Linked DNA regions of Homo sapiens: region 1 is linked to region 2. A link is an interaction called in ENCODE POLR2A ChIA-PET data of the cell type or tissue named here. Cell type or tissue: K562. All regions are shown on one strand.

Region 1 (5,000 bases), 150 kb after region 2:
ACAGGACTTATGGCCCAAATTCACACCAGTGAGAAGATTCCAAAAGCTCACAGTTGATGGATTTAGTTTAAATTGGCTTTAGGCTGACAGCGCCCTGAGGTACCTGGCAGAAGGAAGCGTAAACCTAGTTTGGAGGAAGCATCTTTATCCTAGATCTGAAAAATTCCCACAAAGTCATTTTTCCAGGACAATGAGTAATGCAGTCAAAAGTAACCACACATTCACAGAAACAATGCCCCATGAGCAAGGACAGAAAAGGCCAGCAGCAGGACCAGATCCAGAGACTCAACATCTCAAAGACCTGAGGCAGACCATGAGGCTCCTCCACTTACCTGTACTCACGGAGGGAACCGATGAGCTTGAGAGTATATGTAACCAACAGCAAACGAGAAAAAAAATGACCTTGCAGAAAAACAGGTGTAGACATTCTAGAAATAAACAGCATTCAGCCCAATGGGTTTAACAGGAATAGGAGAATAAAAAGAGAATACCTACACTGAAGATACGTCAGAATAAATTATGCTGAATAAAGAAGAGCGAGAGGCCGGGCGCGCTGGCTCACGCCTGTAATCCCAGCACTTTGGGAGGCCGGGGCTGGGGGGGCGGGGGGCGGATCACAAGGTCAGGAGTTCGAGACCAGCCTGGCCAACACGGTGAAACCCCGTCTCTACTAAAAATACAAAAATTAGCCGGGCGTGGTGGTGTCTGCCTGTAGTCTCAGCTACTCAGGAGGCTGAGGCAGGAGAGTTGCTTGAACCCGGGAGGCGGAGGTTGCAGTGAGCTGAGATTGCGCCACTGCACTCCAGCCTTGGGTAACAGAGCAATAGTCCGTCTCAAAAAAAAAAAAAAAACAAAAAAACAGTGAGGAAGGTGGAAATATGAGTCTTAAACTAAGAGATGTGAAGCAGGGAGAGATGACATTTATTTGGATTTCAGAAGGTTGAGGCAAGAAGAAAATGGGGTAGAGGCGCTTTGTGAATAATTGATGATTGTGGATTCTCCAGAATTAAGGAAAAGCTACTAATCCACAGACTTAAAAAGCCCAACAGTCCTAAAGCAGGATAAATAAAAATAAAGCCACAGCTAGACAAATAATGAAACTGCAAAACACCAAAGATAAAGGGGAAAAAAGTCTTAAAAGTGTCCAGAGGAAGGAAAAATGACCTGTTCAACAGAACAAGCTCCCAGGTAAAACAAGAGCCCAAAAGGCAGCAGAGAAAGGGACAATTATGATTCTGAAAGATAATAACTGATATCTCAGATTTTACATTCAGTGAAAATATCTTTCAAGAAGTGGGGCAAAGGCTGGACATAGTGGCTCACACTTGTCATCCCAGCACTTTGGGAGGCCAAGGCAGGAGGATTGCTTGAGCCCAGGAGTTTGAGACCAGCCTGTGCAACAGTGAGACCCTGTCTCTACGCAAAAAAAGTGTTTTTCAATTAGCCAAGTGTGGCGTCACGTGTCTGTGGTCCCAGCTACTAGGGAGGCTGAAGTGGGAGGATTGCTTGAGCCCAAGGGGTCGAGGCTGCAATGAGCAGAGATTGTGCCACTGGACTTAGCCTAGGTAATGAGTGAGACTCTGTCTCAAAAAAAAAAAAAAACAAAAACAAAACAACAACAACAACAACAAAGAGTCTGAGTCTGGGTGCAGTGGCTCATGCCTGTAATCCCAGCACTTTGGGAGGCCAAGGCGGGTGGATCATGAGGTCAGGAGATGGAGACCATCCTGGCTAACACAATGAAACCCCATCTCTACTAAAAATACAAAAAAAATTAGTGGGGCGTGGTGGTGGGCACCTGTAGTCCCAGCTACTTGGGAGGCTGAGGCAGGAGAATGGCGTGAACTCAGGAGGTGGAGCTTGCAGTGAGCTGAGATCGCACCACTGCACTCCAGCCTGGGCAACAGAGCGAGGCTCCATCAAAAAAAAATAATAATATAAATAAATAAATAAAAGAAAAAAGACTGGCATAAGATACAAAAACAGGTCAATGTGACATGAAAGAGAGCCCGGAAACAGACCACAGGTGGATACAGACAGCACAGAGGAGCTCTGCAGCGCCTGGAGAACAGTTCCCAGGGGAATACTGCTGGACCAAGCACATCTGCAGGAGAAGAGAAACCAAGCTGAATCCGATTTCATTAACAAAATCAACAGTTCATCACATTTATCAACAGAGATGACTTCATCTAGCAGGAATTTTGTGGAGGAAATTTCTGTACAAAGGTATACACGTGTAAATACACACACACACACACACACACCATCTTCTAAATGAAGTCCATTTCTTTCTCCAATATTATGTTAAAGAATTTCTGAAAAAGTCTGCCTATATTGGATATTCCTGATGGGTGATTTCCCCAAACCTTAAACTCTTTTTCTTACTAGCTGCTATTAAGTCATCTTGTGCCAATCCTGAAATTTTCTCTTGGGTTTCTTAGAATCAAGAAGACCTCACATTTAGCGTTAACACAGTACATTTTATTAGATCTTATCTATTGCCCTGAACTACTGGGCCCTTCATGAATCTGAACCCTGCCATCTCTTCCATCTGGCATCTCTTCCATGAAACTTGCTGACATGCCCTGGGGAGGTCATGGGGACAGGTATCAGCTCGGCCACCACCCTCCAGGAGCCCAGCACCACTTCCACCTCTGCTCTCCTGTCCACATGTCCCACACGGTGCACGAGGATGTCATGTGACAACTTGTCAGTAGCTCATTCAAATCCATGCATGTTGCACCAGTTCATGGAAGGAAGCGTTCTGACTTCACTTCTTACTGAACTCATGTTCAATCTCTGTGATATTTTCAACTAAGTTTCTTGTTACTAAAATGAGACTTAAATTAATAAACTTTCATTTCTCTCTTCTTTCCCTGGACTTCCCTTTAACAAAGATACTAAGAATATGAAGTGAAGCAGCTAAGAGAGAGACAGGAAACTTATTCACAAACTGGGTATTCAGGTCTCTAGCGTTCAGAATCCCTGCTCCAAGTGACTCAAGTAGAGAGCTACAGAAACTGCCCTTCACTTTGTTCATCATTTTAAAATAAGTAGTATCAGCCAGGGGCGGTGACTTATGCCTGTAATCCCAACACTTTGGGAGGGTGAGGCAGGAGGATCACTTGAGGTCAGGAGCTCGAGACCAGTCTGGACAACATGGCGAAACCCCGTCTCTATTGAAAATACAAAAATTAGCCAGGCGGCCGGACGCGGTGGCTCACGCCTGGAATCCCAGCACTTTGGGAGGCCCAGGCGGGTGGATCATGAGGTCAGGAGTTCAAGACCAGCCTGGCCAAGATGGTGAAACCCGTCTCTACTAAAAATACAAAAATTACAGCGCACCTGTAATCCCAGCTACTCAGGAGGCTGAGGTGGGAGAATCGTTTGAACCTGGGGGGCGGAGGTTGCAGGGAGCCAAGATCGCACCACTGCACTCCAGCGTGGGTGACAGAGCGAGACTCCATCTCAAAAAAAAAAAAAAAAATTAGCCAGGCGTGGTGGTGAGTGCCTGTAATCCCAGCTACTTGGGAGGCTGAGGCAGGAGAATCACTTGAACCTGGGAGGCAGAGGTTGCAGTGAACTGACATAGCACCAATGCACTCTAGCCTGGGTGACAGAGCGAGACTCTGTATCAAAAAAAAAAAAAAAAAAAAAGCAGTATCACTTTTTTGTGTGTGAGACAAGGTCTCAGTCTGTTGCCGAGGCCGGAGTGCAGTGGCATGGTCACACAGCTCACTGCAGCCTTGACCTCCTGGGCTCAAGCAATCCTCCCAGCTCAGCCTCCCAAGTAGCTGACACTACAGGCCCATGCCACCACGCCTGGCTAATTTTTTTGTTGTAGAGATGGGGTCTCACTTTGTTACCCAAGCTGGTCTCAAACGCCTGGGTTCAAGTGATCTAACCGCCCCAGCCTCCCAAAGTGCTGGGATTACAGGCATCAGCCACCACACCTGACTGCGATTTTTTGAGACAGTCTCACTCTGTCACCCAGGCTGGAGTGCAATGGCATGATTTCGACTCACTGCAGCCTCCACCTCCTGGGTTCAAGCAATTTTCCTGCCTCAGCCTCCTGAGTAGCTGGGCCTACAGGCATGCACCACCATGCCCAGCTAATTTTGTATTTTTAGTAGAGATGGGGCTTCACCATGTTGGCCAGGCTGGTCTCAAACTCCTGACCTCACATGATCCACCCGCCTTGGCCTCCCACCCACCACGGCTTCCCAAAGTGCTGGGATTATAGGCATGAGCCACCATGCCTGGCCGATTTTGTTTTTTTTTTTTTTTTTGAGAGTCTTGCTCTGTCACTCAGACTGGAGTGCAGTGGTGTGATCTCAGCTTACTGCAAACCCTGCCTTCTGGGTTCAAGCAATTCTCCTGCCTCAGCCACCAGAGTAGCTGGGACTACAGGTGCACACCACCACACCCAGCTAATTTTTTTGTATTTTTAGTAGAGATGGTGTTTCACCATGTTGGCCAGGCTGGTCTCAAACTCCTGGCCTCAAGTGATCTGTCTGCCTCAGCCTCCCAAAGTGCTGGGATTACAGGTGTGAGCCACTGTACCTGGCCAACATTTTGGGTTTTTTGGGGGGGGGAGGGGAGGACAGAGTCTCGCACTGTTGCCCAGGCTGGAGTGCAGTGGCACAATCTCAGCTCAGTGCAACCTCCGCCTCCTGGGTTCAAGCCTCAGCCTCCTGAGTAGCTGGGATTACAGGCGTGTGCCACCACGCCCGGCTAATTTTTTTTGTGTGTATTTTTAGTAGAGATGAGGTTTCACCATGTTAGCCAGGATGGTCTAAATCTCCTGACCTCGTGATCTGCCCGCCGCAGCCTCCCAAAGTGCTGAGATTACAGCAGTGAGCCACCATGCCCAGCCTTTTTTTCTTTTTTTTTTTTTTTTGAGACAGAGTCTCGTTCTGTCACTCAGGCTGGAGTACAGTGGCGTGATCTTGGCTCACTGCAACCTCCACCTCCTGGGTTCAAGCGATTCTCCTGCCTCA
Region 2 (5,000 bases):
CCCGGCCCCAGGATATATTATTTCCAGTTCCCTTTCCTTCTCTCCTTTCAGGAGAAACCCACTGTTCTTAGAAATGGAGAAAAATGTCCAGGCCCAGTGACTCACACCTATAATCCCAGCACTTTGGGAGGCCAAGGTGGGTGGATCACTTGAGGTCAGGAGTTCAAGACCATCCTGGCCAAAAATGCTAAAACCCTGTCTCTACTAAAAATACAAAAATTAGCTGGGCATGGTGGCAGGTGCCTGTAATCTATGCTACTCAGGAGGCTGAGGCAGGAGAATCACTTGAACCCGGGAGGCAGAGGTTACAGTGAGCTGAGATCATGCCATTTTGCACTCCACCCTGGGTGACAGAGTGAAACTGTGTCTCAAAAAAAAAAAAAAAAAAAAAAAAAAAAAAGAGAAAAACTCCTTAAGAAGGTCTGAGTATATTCTGAAGCTATGTTCTTCTCTCTGCATTGCTACCTGAGGTCCAAACCACTGTCACCTCTTTGCCTGAATGATTGCAACCGGTTTCCAAGTGGCCCCTGCTCCCCTTCTTATCCTCTTACCCACCTCCATTCCCCATTTTCCAATCAGAGTACTCCTTTTTTTTTTTTTTTTTTTAAGATGGAGTCTCACTCTGTCGCCCAGGCTGGAGTGCAGTGGCGCGGACTTGGCTCACTGCAACCTCTGCCTCCCAGGTTCAAGCGATTCTCCTGCCTCAGCATCCAGAGTAGCTGGGATTACGTTCGCCCACCACCACACCTGGCTAATTTTTGTATTTTTAGTAGAGACGGAGTTTCACCATGTTGGTCAGGGTGGTCTCAAACTCCTGACCTCAAGTGATCCACCCCCCTCAGCCTCCCAAAGTGCTGGGATTACAGGCATCAGCCACTGTGCCAAGCCCCAAAGTACTCTTTAAAACATGCGTCTCAGCCCAGGTGTGGTGGCTCATGCCTGTAATCCCACCACTTTGGGAGGTTGCGGCGGGAGGACTGCTTGAGCTCAGGAGTTTGAGACCAGCCTGGGCAAGACAGTGAGACTTCATTTCTACAAAAAATAAAAAAAAACTTAGGAGGGTGTGGTGGAACGTGCCTGTAGTCCCAGTTAATTGGGAGGCGAAGCAGGAGGATCCCTTGAGCCTAGGAGGTCGAGGCGGCAGTGAGCTGTTATCGTGCCACTGTACTCCAGCCTGGGTGACAGATCAAGACTCTGTCTCAAAAAAAAAAAAAATCATCTGACCATGGAGTCAATACTCATATCTATCAAAGACCTCTCACAGCACATGGAATAGAAACCAACTCCTCCCCTTTCTACAAGACCCTCCATGGTCTGTCCCCTGCCTCCCTCCCACCCTATAATCCTTTTACTCCATTCTGGACACTGAGACAGCCTCATGGTCTTCGCCAGTGCTGCTTCCTCTGCTTGAAACATTCTCCTCCAGTCCTCCCAGCTGTTCCTTCCCATTTTCCAGGTCCCAGCATTGGCTTTGGAGCCAGCAGCCCACCTGTGACAGGAGCCTGGCTCTGCTCCTAGCTGGCCGTGTGACCTTGGGCAAGTCACTGGCTTCTTCTGTGCTTCTGTTTATTGTGAAATGAGGATGTTAATGCTAACGTATCCCAGAGGATGGTTTCAAGGGTTAAAGAAAATAAAGCACTAGAGAGAGGTCTGGCACTTAGTAGGGCCATTTCCTCAATTTGGCTTCCTTGACCTCTCAAAGTATGTCCCCACAGTCACTTTCCTATCACCCAGTTTTCTTCACAGAGCTTGGCAGTGTGAAGTAACCTTGGTTATTCAACTTTTTTTTTTTCCCCCAAGACGGAGTCTTCCTCTGTCACCCAGGCTGGAGTGTAGTGGCAAGATCTCGGCTCACTGCAACCTCTGCCTCCCGGGTTCAAGCGATTCTCCTGCCTCAGCCTCCTGAGTAGCAGAGATTACAGGCGCCCGCCACCACGCCTGGCTAATTTTTTGTATTTTTAGTAGAGACCGAGTTTCACCACGTTGGCCAGGCTGGTCTCGAACTCGTGACCGCGTGATCCACCCGCCTCGGTCTCCCAAAGTGCTGGGATTACAGGCGTGAGCCCCCGCGCCTGGTCAACTATTTTATGCAATCAGTATTTATTATGCTCCTACTATGTGCCAGGCACTGGTTGTAACTGCCATCTGATTGGACGATCCGTAAACGCTGAGGCCCAGTCTGTGCGGTTCACTTGCGTTCCTCCACGCGCCCCCCAGCACAGTGGGAAGCACACAGTAGGTGCTCCGCTCTGCTCCTGTGCCCCGCCCCGCGGCCCCTCCCCCGCTCCAGGAAGTGCGGGGGCTCCAGCCGCCCGGCCGGCCGCGATGCATTCTGGGGAAGGAGCAGCACCAAATCCAAGATGGCGGCCAGCAGGAGGCTGATGAAGGTAAAAGCCATTCTCTGGCAGCGGCCGGGCGTGGGGCGGCGTCCTAGGCTCCGGATCCCCGAGGCAGGCGGCGGCTTCTCAGGGCGCTGCCGTCTGGCTTCCTGCCCTACACGGCCTCGTCGGTTCCCTGGGCCGCGCGCAGGCTCAAGGTGCTAACGGGGCTGGCCTAGGCCGCAGCCTGGGCGGGAGCGCAAGGCCGCGCTGGGAGCCGCTGTCGGCCCCTCAGCCCGGCCCGGGGCGTTCACGCCACTCTCCGCCCGGAGCTTGGCCGCGTCCCCCTGTCGCGGAGGCCGCGGTCCGATCTGAGGGCGTCGTTAATGTGAGAGCCCGGTTGGGAGGCTCCAAACCGGGCGCCTTCGGGGAAGGCCCGAGCGCCGGAGCCCCTGCCCGGAGCCCGCGCCGCGGAACCGCCCCGCCCTGGGCCGCAGCGCGCCGGGCTTGCAGCTCCGCTTGGCCCGGCCGCAGCTCGGGAGTCTGGGAGGTTCGGGCTAGGAAAGAGAGAAGGAGGCCAGGCGGCCAAAGTTAGGTCAGTTTGTTGGTGGGTCGTTTGGAATTGCGCTGGGTCCTAGCAAACTGTCGCCTTGTGACTGCAGAGTCACACAGCGGGTAAGTTCCAACTCCAGGAAGGCCTGAGGTCGGCCCCGATCGCGGCGCGGTTCTGCTTCCCTCTCCTCCACTCAGTCATCCCGATCTCCCCTCCCTGATAAAGTGCCATTTTTGGGGGGATAACGGTTGATTTCAGTCGTTCGAATCAAAACGGGCCAAAGTTTATAATAATAATTTGGTACTTTGGATCTTGAATGCAGCAGGGTGCTTTCTCGCTAATTGGCACCTTTTGGTGAGGAACACATGCTAAATTGGCTTAGTACTTTTGCCAGTGGATTTGCCAAGGTCCTCTGTAGCCCACCCCGCCAGCATCTGTGAGTCGGCGGCTGGGTAGTGCTGCCGGCCTGCAACGGGCCGGAAATTAAAAAAAGGCCCAGGAGCCAGTTTCCTGAGGGGAGATAAAGAGCTGGGGTTCGTTCTAGGCGGAGCAGTGCTTGGTAGAGCTAGACATTGAACTTGGAGCCACAGTCTCTGAGCATTCCCTCCGTCCCTGGGAACGTTTCCTTTCTTTTGTTCCCTAAGGGCTAGAGAGGACATTAACTTTATAAAACTGGAGTGGAAGTGGGCACAAAAGAACAGTCAGAGGACTTCAGACCTCTCCTCATCTCTTAAGCTAGTGACACCACCATTCACCAGATAAGGGGTCGGTTAATGGCTTTCTTTCCTACCCTACTCCCAGGTGCAGTCGTCCATTAACCCTTGTGGATTTAAATTTAGAAAGATTTCTGGAGTGCAGGCCGGGCGCGATGGCTCACGCCTGTAATCCCAGCACTCCTGGGAGGCCGAGGCGGGCGGATCACTTGAGGTCAGGAGTTCAAGACCAGCCTGGCCAACATGGTGAAACCCTGTCTCTACTAAAAATATAAAAATTAGCTGGGCGTGGTTGCATTTGCCTGTAATCTCAGCTACCCGGGAGGCTGAGGTGGAAGAGTCGCTTGAACCCGGCAGGTGGAGGTTGCAGTGAGCCAAGTTTGCACCACTGCACTCCAGCCAGGGCGACAGAGTGAGACTCCATGTCAAAAAAAAAAAAAAAAAAAAGATTTCTGGAGTGCATGCCTTGCTTTCTAATGTTACTGAAATTACTCTGAATCTATATCCTCATCTCTCAGGTGCCCTCCCAAGTGCTCTCCTCCCCAGACTACCCCTGACGGACACCAGAGTTCTTTTAAAGCAGATAACTCAATTCTTTCACTCCTGTTAAAAACCTCTATGGTGTTATTGTCCTCAGCAGTTAATCCTAACCTCTTACTTGGCATGCAGGACCTTTCTGAGACTGGCTGAAAGCAATCCCTTGAGCCTCACCTCCTGCCCTTTGGTTTCCCACAGTTCTTGCACCTAATCACAGTAGCTACTATTTTTCCAGCTTTTACTTCGTGCTTTATATGCATGATCATGTTTAATCCTTCCTGTGAAGTAGACATTGTGATTTCCATTTTGTCGATGAGAAAAGATTCTTTGGCTTGCCCAGGGTTACCTAGCTAGGGAGAGTGAGTTGTGATCGAATTCGGTTCTTTCTCCAAAGCAAAGTCTCCTGCTCTTACTTGCTGTCTGATGTCCCTTTGCACGTGTTGTTTGCTCTACCCAAGAAAAGCTGCCTTCTCCTCACTTCTCCCTTCCAGAGAAGTCCCAGGTTCAACTCCAGTGCCAACTACTCTGTGAGCCCGTGCTCCCACATCCCCCTTCAGAATGTGTTGTTTCCTCCTTTGTGTGACCACAGCGCTTTCTTTATATTTCTCTTTGAGCACTTGTCACAATCTCTTTGTGTTACAGACTTGTCTTTCCTGTACTGGGTTCTGAGATCCCGAAGGGCAGGGATCTTGACCTAATTCATCCTGGTAGCCCCCTAGCCTATCCCAGTTGACCCAGTTTGGAATCTCCAGGCTCTCAGGGGTCTAAGAGGGGACTTATTATGGTTTTAAAATTATTACTCTGTTTCTAAAAAAAAACAGACCTTGGAAAAAAATTGTAACATTAACTGAGTATTTATTAAGTATTAGGTTATTTACG

What was found. Peaks named below come from ENCODE experiments on the same cell type or tissue, not always from the same donor. Only the 100,000 strongest peaks of a DNase experiment are listed, where the experiment ranks them.
Region 1: POLR2A ChIA-PET joins it to region 2 with 6 read pairs; 3 of 35 experiments call an interaction of 5 or more read pairs at or near these places.

The regions. Positions count from the first base shown.
Region 1 is chr22:21,716,542-21,721,541 of GRCh38, forward strand. All of the region lies in intron 1 of YPEL1 (yippee like 1), which reads right to left. Among named protein-coding and RNA genes, the nearest start is that of YPEL1, 17 kb to the right of the region's middle. In K562, no CTCF peak of the experiment used is centred here; no DNase peak of the experiment used is centred here; H3K27me3 peaks cover 1,649 bases.
Region 2 is chr22:21,565,385-21,570,384 of GRCh38, forward strand. UBE2L3 (ubiquitin conjugating enzyme E2 L3) reads left to right here and starts at 2,330. Exons shown (of 4, transcript NM_003347.4): 1 at 2,330-2,387. The coding sequence starts at 2,361. RefSeq lists silencers at 1,324-1,511, 2,154-2,393, 2,644-2,783 and an enhancer at 4,590-4,659. In K562, CTCF peaks have their summits at 2,277 and 3,448; DNase peaks (open chromatin) are centred at 2,297, 2,997 and 3,387; H3K4me3 peaks cover 2,894 bases.